Linked DNA regions of Homo sapiens: regions 2 and 3 are each linked to region 1. The links are chromatin contacts, found by Hi-C or POLR2A ChIA-PET in ENCODE. All regions are on one chromosome and are shown on one strand. The core of a region is the stretch at or near the end of the contact, and the rest is flanking DNA. Distances in the headings are between cores, read along the strand shown. Region 1 has its middle 66 kb from the start of GLI2. Region 2 has its middle 44 kb from the start of LINC01101. Region 3 has its middle 74 kb from the start of LINC01101.

Region 1 (3,411 bases), core at 409-2,908:
TCTGACTAGATTTCCTTAAACTCAACATGGTCACTCTCCCTGGCCATGCCTGAGTCATGTTGCTTCTTTGGAGCCAGGGGGCAGGGTCAATCTTATAGAGCCACGCAGTCTGAGAGTTGAGGAGGGATAGTCCCTAAGGAAGAAGAAGTGCTTACACCAGATGAGGGAGATGGATACTGTCAAGCAGAAAAACTTGCTGTCCTTTTCAAAAGGGAACCCACCTCTTCCTGAAAGCCTGTCTCTTCCTATTGGGCAGCCCAGCCTGCCAAGCCTTGATCAGCCTCCTTGTGCCTCCCATTCAGAATCTCTCCATGCCATGGACATTTCATGGTCTCTCTGGTATCTCCTATCACAGATTTATTTGGAAACCTTTCTCTGATTTCCAGCGTGTACCATTTTCTAGAGTAGTGAGCTCCAAAATGGGTCATGCACTCTCTAAAATAGTGCTTTGTTATTTACTGGCCATAATTAGTTCTCATCAGTACCTCTTTGGGAATCCCTGGTCTAGAAATGATGGATTCCATATTTCTCTGATAAAATGACTTCCTAATTCTTGACCTCAGGCATGCCCCTCCTTTCCAGAGAGAAGCCCATCATTTGAGTCTGTTCTCAAGACACAGACCATCCTCCCATGACTACCTACCCTTGGCCAGTCCCTGCTGTAGCCCGACTTCTCACTGTGTTGTCACACAGACCCTGTCACTTAGAAGCTGTGGGACTTTTAGTGAGTTACTGAGATTCTCTGAGACTCAGTTTCTTCACCTGCAAGATCAAGATAATAATGTTCATCTCCCAAGATCAGGAGGAGGAACTACTAATGGAACCATGGAAAGGAACCTCAGGCATGGCACCTGGTTCAGAGGTAGTCCTCCAAATGTGCACCCTCCCTTCCCTCCTCTTGCTCGCAGCTCCTAGCTCAAGGTACTCTTGGTCACTCTTCCTTGGCCTCTGGCCTGCCTTTGACAGCTGGTAACTGACCAGTCCTTAGGCTCTGGTCCTCAGCAGCCACATGCCTTTGCCGTGATATAACTTTTCATCTGAGCCTTGATTCCTGACACATGGCACCTGCTGCCCCCACCCTGAGATCCACCATCGGCCCCTCCCCTCCTGTGATTCCTGCCACAAACTCCAGGCATGGGTGTGGCCCTATTGGAATGTGCTGGGGGAGAAGCAGGAGGCGGGGACAGGTGACACAGAGGAGGTGATGAAGGTCACACCAAGAGAGGTCCCTGGTGGTTCTTTTTACCTTGAGAGAACATCTGTGGCTTCCATGTTGTCACAAAACAAACAGAAGTGAGTCTGAAGTTTCCCAATCCCCGTAGCTGGTTTCATGGCTCTTTGACAGTCCTTTCATGTCCCTGACAGTGGTGAGCTTTTTCCCCTGGGAAGTTAGGGGGCCTCTGTTGCACCCCCGCGGCCCACCTCGCCCTGGTGACGTTATCCTGGCACTCCCAGGCTGATGACACTTAGCTGTCACCTTTCATGCATGAGCAGCTGTTGCCGCCTGTGTTTCCAGGTGGCCGAGCCCAGTCCCTGTGCCTCCCCTTCCTGCCACATGGGGGACCCTCCGACGGGCTGACTCACCCGGTTCTGCTGCCCACGGAGGGCTTCCCGCTCTGCCTTTCTTGGGCAACCTTCCCAGTTTTCGACGAATGCCTTCCGCTCACAACAGCCCTTTCCTGGGGCGTGTAGGGAACCGGGAGTGGGGTGAGGGCGGGTTCACCCTTCTGCTCAGGTTTGAGTGGCAGCCTGCAGGCGCCCAGGTCTGCGCAGAGATCTCAGACTGTCCATCAGTTCCAGGGCTATTTATGTTTCTGACATTCATTTCTTCCTGCTCCCTTCACCTCCCCCCTCCCACATCTCCTCTTTGACAAAGCTGTGATCAGCCCCACAGCAGAGGCCGTGTGTTTCTTGACCTGGCTTTCCCGTGCTGGGAGCTGGGCTTGCATCGAACCCCTCCTGCTCCCTCAGCGGCTGCGGCCCTTCCCGTCCTCCTGCTCACAGAGCGCACGAGAACCAGGGAAAGCTGTGTGGCTAGAAAGAGCCCCCTCTCACAGCTGCAGACTGCAGAGTTGTCAAGCCTCAGGCAGCTCCGCCCTTCCTTGAGCCTCAGTTTCCTCATCTGGAGAGTGAAGACAACCATCCGCATCCTGCAGCACGGCAGTGACAGTTCTGTGAGAAAAGGTGCCCAGAGTGACGTCTAGCTGCACACCGTTATTACACTACAGGATAAAACGGCTGCCATTACCACATGCTCACCATGTCCCGGGCCACGGGGCACAGATCGACTCATTCAATCCTCACTGCAAGCCATGAGGAAGATCTCACAAGAGGCCCAGGCAACAATGAGGAAATTGATGCGCCGAGAGATCAAGTGACTTTCACAAGGTCACACAGCTGGTCAGCGGCAGAGCTGGCTGTCATCCCGGCATGTGTCCCTCCTCCCTCCAGGAAGAAGCCACCCCAATCCTCCAAGGATGTTCCTTTTCCATCTTGAGGGTATCTGGCCTCCAGAGACTCCTCACTACCTCGGGGCCATTGCTTGGTTTCCCTGGCCCCCATCACCCCAGCCTCCAGCTCCGACGGTCACACTGACTCCGGGAGTTTGTCCAGGGTGAGCACTACTCCTCATACCGCTCTGAGTGCCTCTTCCATGGGGAGGCCAGTGGCTCAGGTCTTCTGCCCTCTGTTGATCAGGAGGCTGAGTTTTTCAGAAGGTCTCCCAGTCAGGTCTGGGACAGGAGCCAAACAGTGGCTCTCGGCCCTCTCCTTCCCCAGACAGGGCTCTGGAATTGGGCGCCACCCCAGCAGCCAGCGAGGGGCTGCCATGCCTGTCCCTGGGCTGGCCCTGAGCCTACAGGTGCTCTCTGGGGGCAGGGGGAGGAGGGCAGGGCCTCGAGAGCCGCAGGCAGAGCCTGGGAAGAAGGTGTCTGTTGTTTCCTTCTTCATCTCTGGGAACAATTCGCCTTTTGAGCTTCTTGGCTGAGCGAGTTGAGAGATTCTTTCTCCAAGGCTTCTTGACAGATTGATTTATCTGTTTCAGTAACTTGGACTTCCTGAGAAAGGGTGGCTTCATGCCAGGGCAGGCGTGGGCACCAACCTGGGGGACGAATGTGGGGCCTCCTCCGAGGATGGCCTTGGACCTCAGGCTGAGGTGTGGACCCCAGGTCCCTGTCCCCTGGCTGGAGACCGAGCGGGTGAGAAGGATTGCCAGCAGGAGCTGCAGATACCCACAGCCAGGCAGTCATTCACCCCATCCTCCCGGCCCCGCTGCTCCCCAAGCGGCTCTTCCTGGACCCATCTTGTGGCTGGGAAAGTTGAGTCACTGAGAAGCGACTGCCCTACCGCAGTAGGCAAGAAGCTGAGATCAGACTTGAACTCAGGGTTCTGAGGCCTCCACATCTATCCTCA
Region 2 (3,411 bases), core at 387-2,886, 250 kb before region 1:
TTTGCAATCCTGGCCCCAGCACTTATACGATTTGACTGCCCTTAAGCATGTCACTTTACCTCTCTGTGCCTCTGTCTCTTGAAATATAAATGGGGATAAAACTAGTACCTACTTCCTAGAGCTTTCTGTGAGGCTTAAATAAGGTGTGCACCTGTAAGAGTGTCTTAAGTGTGAACTGTTATTCTTTCTATTGTTCCTCAATTCACTCATTTTTTCAGTTTCTCTGTTCCCTCAGTTCACTTATTCATCTGTTTATAATCACTGCCCTAGTCCAAGGAAACAAGCTTTGTTTTCTTCCCAGCCCTTAAAAAGTACTTTCCCACCTCCAGCTTTTGGTTTGAGGACGGGGGATTTTCTTAAGAAGCATTGCTCCAAGCTGATCCTGGAAGCCAGATTTTAACAGACACCAGAAGAGGGGAGGACCTCTTAGCAAACCCCCAGCACACTGCCCACCAGTCTTGGTGGAGGAGCAACTTGAGGCTGCTCTTGGGTTCCTGGGCCTCATACTCCTACCTTTGTCCTGTCTCTTCCAATGGGCAAAGATCCAAAGGCAAGAAGGACAAGAGGAGAATTACCAGTCCCTTTTGTATGCTGGGCTTTTTGTAGACATTCTATGATTTAATCTTCTTTATAGCCTTTTAAAGTATAGGGCCAGTCTCATTTTCCAATAAGAAAATGAGGTTCAGAGAAGTGAAGTGACTTGCTCAAAGTCACACAGCAAGTAAATAGCAGAGTTGGGATTCATAACCGAGTCTGGTAGGCTTCAAATTGCAATGCTCTCCTCACAACTCCCACCAGCCCTGCCTGCTGCCGCTGGTTAGGAGAGGTGCTGAGTTGGATTCCTAACCTCTGCTCTATCCCCCTGCCCAACCTCCTTTCTGTCTCTCTGAGCCAAGTCTTCATGCCCCTTGACTGGCCCATGCCTGAAGTCCCAGCCACAGATGAAGATCTGCAACAGTTTCAACTACGGTGGGTGGAGCCGGGAGAGTGGGTGACTCCAGGCTCTCCTGGGAAAAAGAGGCCACTGGAGTTCTCACCACGATGGAGAAGGGGGTGGCCAGCTGGCCTGAGAAGCTGATGGGAGGGAGTCTAGAGAGATTGTTTCTCTGCTTTTCCTCCTCACTCTCAGATAGGCCAGGTTTCAAGGGCCTGGCCCCAGGGAACAGAGACATGGTCTTCTGTCGACTGTAGCAAAAAGTGGCTCAGCATCCATTTCTGTCCTTGCCAGGCCGGAACCTGGCCTCAGGCCCAGGCGGATCCAGGCCTCTGGGAGCTTGGAAGTTATGTCCTTCTCATCGTCTTCCAGCCTGGGGCAGCATCTCTGTGTCAACTCAATTCAATCTCGTCCATTCCACACATATTTCTGGGGCCCTATCCATGTGCCAGTCCCGTGCCAGGTACGGACAGTGCCTGCTCTTGGGGGATCAACATCATCCCTGGGTCTGCAGGAGACCCCGATGTATGCACTGGGTGGTCAAGAATAGAACTTTCCATGGGCAGTCATCAGGAGAGGTTCCAGGAGCACTGCGCCAGGAGCCCAGGATGAGGCTGGATTTGCCTCGTCTATCTCACAACACATGCAACACCCACAGGTTCAAGACGCTGGGCCGGGGCTGGGCTGGGGTTGGCTCCAGGACACAGAAGGAAACGTGATGCCGGCAAGAACTGAAAAGCCAGGCTCCTCCTACTGCCCCGGTGCCTCCTAAAACAGTTTGGTTCAGTTTGACAATAAATGGAGCCCACATCACAAATTCCCATCACTAGAAGAACTGGTTAAAAAAAAGGGTGGTATATTCACACCATGAATATACACAGAAGCAAAAGAAAAAAAAAAGAACAAATGATTGTTACACATCACAGCACGAGGGACTCTCGCAGGCACAGCAATGAGCCAAGGCAGCCAGGTGCATGTCTACCCTTCCTGATTGCCTCTCTGTGTGGTTCAAAAGCAGATGCACTAGAATATGGGATGGAGGGAGGAAGAGTGGGGAGCTTTGGGGGTGTCTAGACTGAGAAGATTCATGAGGGGAATGTTTCTGGTGCCAGCCATCTATATCTTGACCAGGGTGCTGGTATAATTCTCTGAAAAAATATTGAGATGTACACTTGGCGTATGTACTTTAATGCATGTTTGTTTTATCTCAGTTAAAAAAAAAGAACAAATAGACGAAAAAAAAAAAGAACAAATAGACAAACAAAAAGAAAGCCCAAGCCCAGCCAGCTTGTGAAGAATGGCAGGGACATTTGCAGTGCTTGGCTTCCCAGTGCCCCTTTTCTGATCGCAGTGCCCTGATTTTCTCTGGGGAAGTCCTACCTGCCCCCGGTGGACACAGCCTCAGGGTAGGCACATGACGATACGTGGCCAACTGGACACTTTCTCCTGGAATGCACACTGTGGCAGAGTAAGGAAAGCAATCAAAATGCTGGGAACTGCCTCACTCTAGAGGCTGACTGTCAGTGGGTCTTGCTCTTGGAGAAGGATGAGGTCTCCTGGACAAACAGACTTCCCAGCCTGCCCTCCAGCATGGGGAACCATGAACTTCCAACCAACCCCACTGGCTTGGGTCAGATAGCCAGGTTCAGAGGCCCTGCCCAGTGGCACCTCTGCACAAGTGCCAGGCCTTGTCGGGGGCCTGTGCTAGGGATGGGTACTCCTGGACTGGATTCTGTAGCCTTTGGGACATCAGTTGCTGAGGAATAAAATCAGAGCCTTTCTGAGGTGTCTGTCTAGGATCCCACCTAACCCGCCAAGGACGTGGCATGAGTGAGAAATGAGCCTTTGCGGTTACAAGCTGCTCAGATTTGGGGGTTGTTTGTTGCTAGGTATAACCTGGCCTGCCTGACTCTACTGACAGCAGTAATTTGGTATCTCCGGCCCAGACCTCTTTTTTGTACTCCACACAGACATAGGCAAAGGCAACAGGGCATCTCCACTTCCAGCCCCACGAGCTCCTGGTCTTCTCCTCCCTCACCCCCTGCTGCTCATCAAGCAAAGAACACCACAGCCTTCCTCATCTCCAAGCCAGAAACCTTGCATCACCCCTGGCACCTCCCTCCTCCTCTTTCCATTGGTCCTTCACCAGCCTGTCCCTGGTGCTGGCTGTGCTGCTCCTAAGCCCTCATGAGCCCCTCATTCCCTTCTTCCCATCCCCACCACCTCTGCCTTGGCCAAACTCCACCACCTCTCTCTTAGATTGTTGGGACATTTTCTTATTCCCTGCTCTCAGCCATTCTCCTCTCCTTGGCCAGAGCGGGCTTTGTGAAATTCAAATGTCATCGTGTTACCTGCCTGTCCCAATCCCATCAGTGGGGTCCCTTTCCTCTCAGCTCCCACTAATGCAAGTGTCTCCAGCCTGGTGCCATCCAGCCCTGCTCTGCCCTTACTGGTCCTCTTTCCATCTGTCTCCTGGG
Region 3 (3,411 bases), core at 354-2,853, 130 kb before region 1:
CAAAATGGGGAGCGTTTGTCCACTGGGTCGCGTTCATGGGCAGAGCACACCGCACTTCTGGGCTGGCCATGCACAAAGGCTGAGGGCTGCAACATTGGAGAGGCACCAAGGGTGGTCACAGGCAAAGGGCCGTCACCTCTGCACAAAGCTGCTGCAAACCCACACGGAGCCAGTCTCCCTTGAAGTGGTGCCCAAGAGGTGTCTGAAACATCCTATAAAATCAAAAGCCCTGCACCCCGGCACACAGTGAGCTCGAGGGCACAGATTCTACCATAATCAGCTCTTCGGCACCACTGAAGGGAGGATCTCAACAAATGTTTGCTGAAAAAGAATGAAAAGCTGATAGAGGAAGGCACAGACAGGTTAATGGTTACCTTTGGGTGGGAGGTTAAGGGCTTCCCCCGACCCCATCTCTCTGTATTTCCTATGCTTTCTCTAATAGAAACGTTCTTTTCATGAGGAAAACATTGTATTTTCCTGTTTTAAATCCCCTCAATAATTTCAGAAGGTATTGCAGAGGAAGAGTGAGCCTCTGACAGATAAATGCTCTTTTCTCTCGAGTGATCTGATGACAAAGTCATCCACAGAGACTGGTGTTTCCCACTGGTCATTTTGATCTTAGCCAGCCGGTTGTCATAAATAAAAGGGCCGTCCCTCGCAGCCCAGAAGACAGGCCATGGGTTGAATGCTTTTGTTCTTTTTCTGGGAGTGAGGGGTACTGTAGACTGAACCAGGCACGTGGGCTAGAGAGGAAAGAACGCTGGCTTCAAAGCTGGCCAGGCTCTACTCCTGGCGATGCCCCCACCAGCCGAGTGACCTAGGGCAGGCATACAGCCTCTCTGATCCTCCAGTTGCTCTTCTCCAAAGCAGTTCCCGGCAGAGCTGGAGGAGGATCGGGAGCGAAGGGGCCTTCCTCACCCAGTGGGGCTCAACAAAGATCAGTTCTTGTGCCGTCCTTCCTGGTTTGTGATCAGACCATGCGAGGGAAAGCCGGCCCTGACAACTGCCTGCGGTGGGGAGCCAGGGAGGACAGGGCAGTGGGCGGGTGCAGCAGGCACAGCAGCCAGGACTCCCAGTGCCCGGGCCTGGGCCCATCCCCTTCACTGCATGGAGCACAGGTCAAGTGCCAAGTGTCCCGCGATGACCATTGATCACACAGCCCAAACAAGCCCGAGATTTGGTTTTATTTCTCCTCTGGAAATTTAAGGACAATAGCAGTCTCTTCCTTAGGAAACTTTGGAGTGGACCAAATCACATGTGCGTGGCACTTGATTAACAATGGCGCTACAAGGGAGTGTTTGATGTGCACCAGGGACTCTCAGCGTTTCAGTCCTCACCATAGACCTGCCAGCCCAATAGGAAACTGAGGTGGACAGCAGGGAGGAGAGTAACCTGTCCAAGGCCACATGGCTTAGTGGCTCAACTGGGAATGAGACCTGGTCTGACTTCAGAGCCTGAGCTCTGATCCCCTACGCTGTGAGTCTCTGGACACGGCGGTGCTGCTTGTTTATTTTTGCAGCGGGGTGCTGTTGTTGCTGACACGTCTGTGCCCATGTAAGGCTGGGCCTGCTGCTTCTGCTGGAGCTGGCCCTTTAAGCCTCCCGGGTGTGGGGAGCCTGCCCTATGGTGCAACCCTGTTCCCTGGAGCTGGCGGCATTACTGCTACAGTAAGGAATGTCCCTGGGGAGATTTAGTGCCTGGTGATAGACATGTGGGCTTGATTTACCCCCGCACTGCTCCATTCAGCCCTAGGCAGGCAGTGCACCGGGGCAGAGTTGGTGAATAACTAGAGAAACCAGAGGGGTGCACAGGGTGCTGGGCGAGGGGGCACGGAGCCCGCAACTGAAGGGCACTTTTCTGTGCCAGGCCTGTGATCTCAGCAACTACTCAAAACAAGCCTATCAGGTTACACATCCATTTTACAGAGGAGGAAACGGAGGCTCAGCGAGGTGAAGCCACCTGACCCAGGGAGTAGTCAAAAGAACTGAGGAAATCTTTGCTTACTGCAAGGAAGGGCCTCCTGGGACCATGGCATTTGTCTGAGCCTCTGGGACCAGGCCCTGGGGGCTCCGAGCCACTATCCCAGCCCTGCCAATCTTCCTGTCACCAGAATCCAGACCCTTCTCACAGGGCTCTCAGTTCTGCAAGCCCCCTGTTTCCAGTTAGTGAGAGACTCCCTTTATCAGCCTTGGCAAGGAGCCCTTCAGTCTGCCAAGCCCACCCCTGGGCCCTGGCAGGGTCTCTGGCAGGAATGGCTGGAGGGGCTTCCCTTTCTGTCTTCCATGCCGTCTGGGGACCTTCCCACCTCCTCCCCTTTGTCCTTGCTGTCTGCCGTCTGCCACCCCCTCTGCCCATCCCTCCTGTCCTGCCCAGGTGCCGCCTCTGCACAAGGCCTTCCCTGACTGTGCGCTCAGGGCTCTCCTCTTCTCTCTGGCCTTAGTGCCTGGTGACTGCACAGGATGGAGAGCTCAGCTCTGGCCTCTGCGGTTTTGCCCTCATTTCTGATCTCTCTCATCTGGCCACCTCCCCAGGAGATCTCAGGAAGATACCCTGCCAGGGCACCTTGAGAAGTCAGATGGTGCCATGGGCTCTTCCTCGCCTCCCAGCACCTGCCCAAAGCATCAGCCGGTGAGGACCTTAGCGCCCCAGTGCCCTCAGCTTCAGCAGCTGAAGGAGGCTGCTGGGCCTGGAGGGGAGCAGAGCTGGGCCAGCCAAGGGTGCGCATTGTGTGGCTATGCAGCCTGGGTGTGTCACCGCCTGGTACGCCCAGATGTAAGATGAGTGGGCTGACCCAATTCCTTTAATTCCATCCCTTTAGGAGACTGAGGTTCAGTCTCCACACTGTGCTCATTAAGGCAGGAAGGAGGGAGCTGCTCATGGCCCACAGTGGCCTATCATTTGGAGTTATTGAGCACAGACTGTGCCTGAGTTAGCCACAGAGCCCTGAAGGTGCTCCCGCCCCCCGGTGTCCTCATGAAACCTTGAGTTTCACTCATCACGGTGCTGCTATTGCAGATACTCTACTGGGCGGATGCCACCTGCCTGCTGCTTGCAGGATCGTAAATGGGCAGTGCCCAAGCAACAGAGCAGGTAAGCAAGGGAGGACATCCCCCGATTCCTCAATGGAGGAATCACCCCTTTCCCAGGGACACTGCAGATCTGGCTTAACTGGCCCTGGCGGAAGAGGACCTGGGATCCTTGATTCATTCACAATGTATCAACAATGCACCACATCTGTTGTGTTTGCTATTGCTTCTATTGCTTCCACTGCACCTGTTACCATCAGTATTAGTTCCCATGGGGCTACTGCAATGGTCACTGGATGGGAATCTGGAGACCTGGGTTCTAGGCTAGCCTCTGTGTGTCCTGAATTATTCACGTCACCTTTCTGTTGTGTTTGTCAGCACCCTC

Evidence for each region. A loop is a pair of places that touch in the nucleus more often than their neighbours do. ChIA-PET counts read pairs that join two places held with the same protein, here RNA polymerase II (POLR2A). Pooled maps may share reads with other maps.
Region 2: a loop to region 1 is called in a map of heart right ventricle, with 3 times the contacts of the local background. The contact joins two enhancer-like sites. A Hi-C loop is called at or near these places in 11 of 168 maps with a recorded cell type or tissue (Caco-2, HCT116, HepG2 and 8 more), 1 of 37 single-sample maps with no recorded cell type and 20 of 50 pooled maps. POLR2A ChIA-PET finds 5 or more read pairs at or near these places in 1 of 52 experiments (Caco-2).
Region 3: a map of vagina shows a loop between it and region 1 (3-fold over the local background). The contact joins two enhancer-like sites. A Hi-C loop is called at or near these places in 12 of 168 maps with a recorded cell type or tissue (MCF 10A, PC-3, PC-9 and 9 more) and 11 of 50 pooled maps.

Annotation. Positions count from the first base shown.
Region 1 is chr2:120,668,158-120,671,568 of GRCh38, forward strand. No RefSeq gene overlaps it. Among named protein-coding and RNA genes, the nearest start is that of GLI2, 66 kb to the right of the region's middle. RefSeq lists enhancers at 838-2,037, 1,188-1,689 and a silencer at 1,456-1,750. Within about 2 kb of position 1,659, at least 8 of the 41 ENCODE cell types and tissues checked have a DNase peak (open chromatin) inside an H3K27ac peak, as active enhancers do; they include PC-9, where a contact is called at or near this core.
Region 2 is chr2:120,420,354-120,423,764 of GRCh38, forward strand. No RefSeq gene overlaps it. Among named protein-coding and RNA genes, the nearest start is that of LINC01101, 44 kb to the right of the region's middle. Within about 2 kb of position 1,637, at least 2 of the 41 ENCODE cell types and tissues checked have a DNase peak (open chromatin) inside an H3K27ac peak, as active enhancers do.
Region 3 is chr2:120,538,922-120,542,332 of GRCh38, forward strand. No RefSeq gene overlaps it. Among named protein-coding and RNA genes, the nearest start is that of LINC01101, 74 kb to the left of the region's middle. Within about 2 kb of position 1,604, at least 11 of the 41 ENCODE cell types and tissues checked have a DNase peak (open chromatin) inside an H3K27ac peak, as active enhancers do; they include PC-9, where a contact is called at or near this core.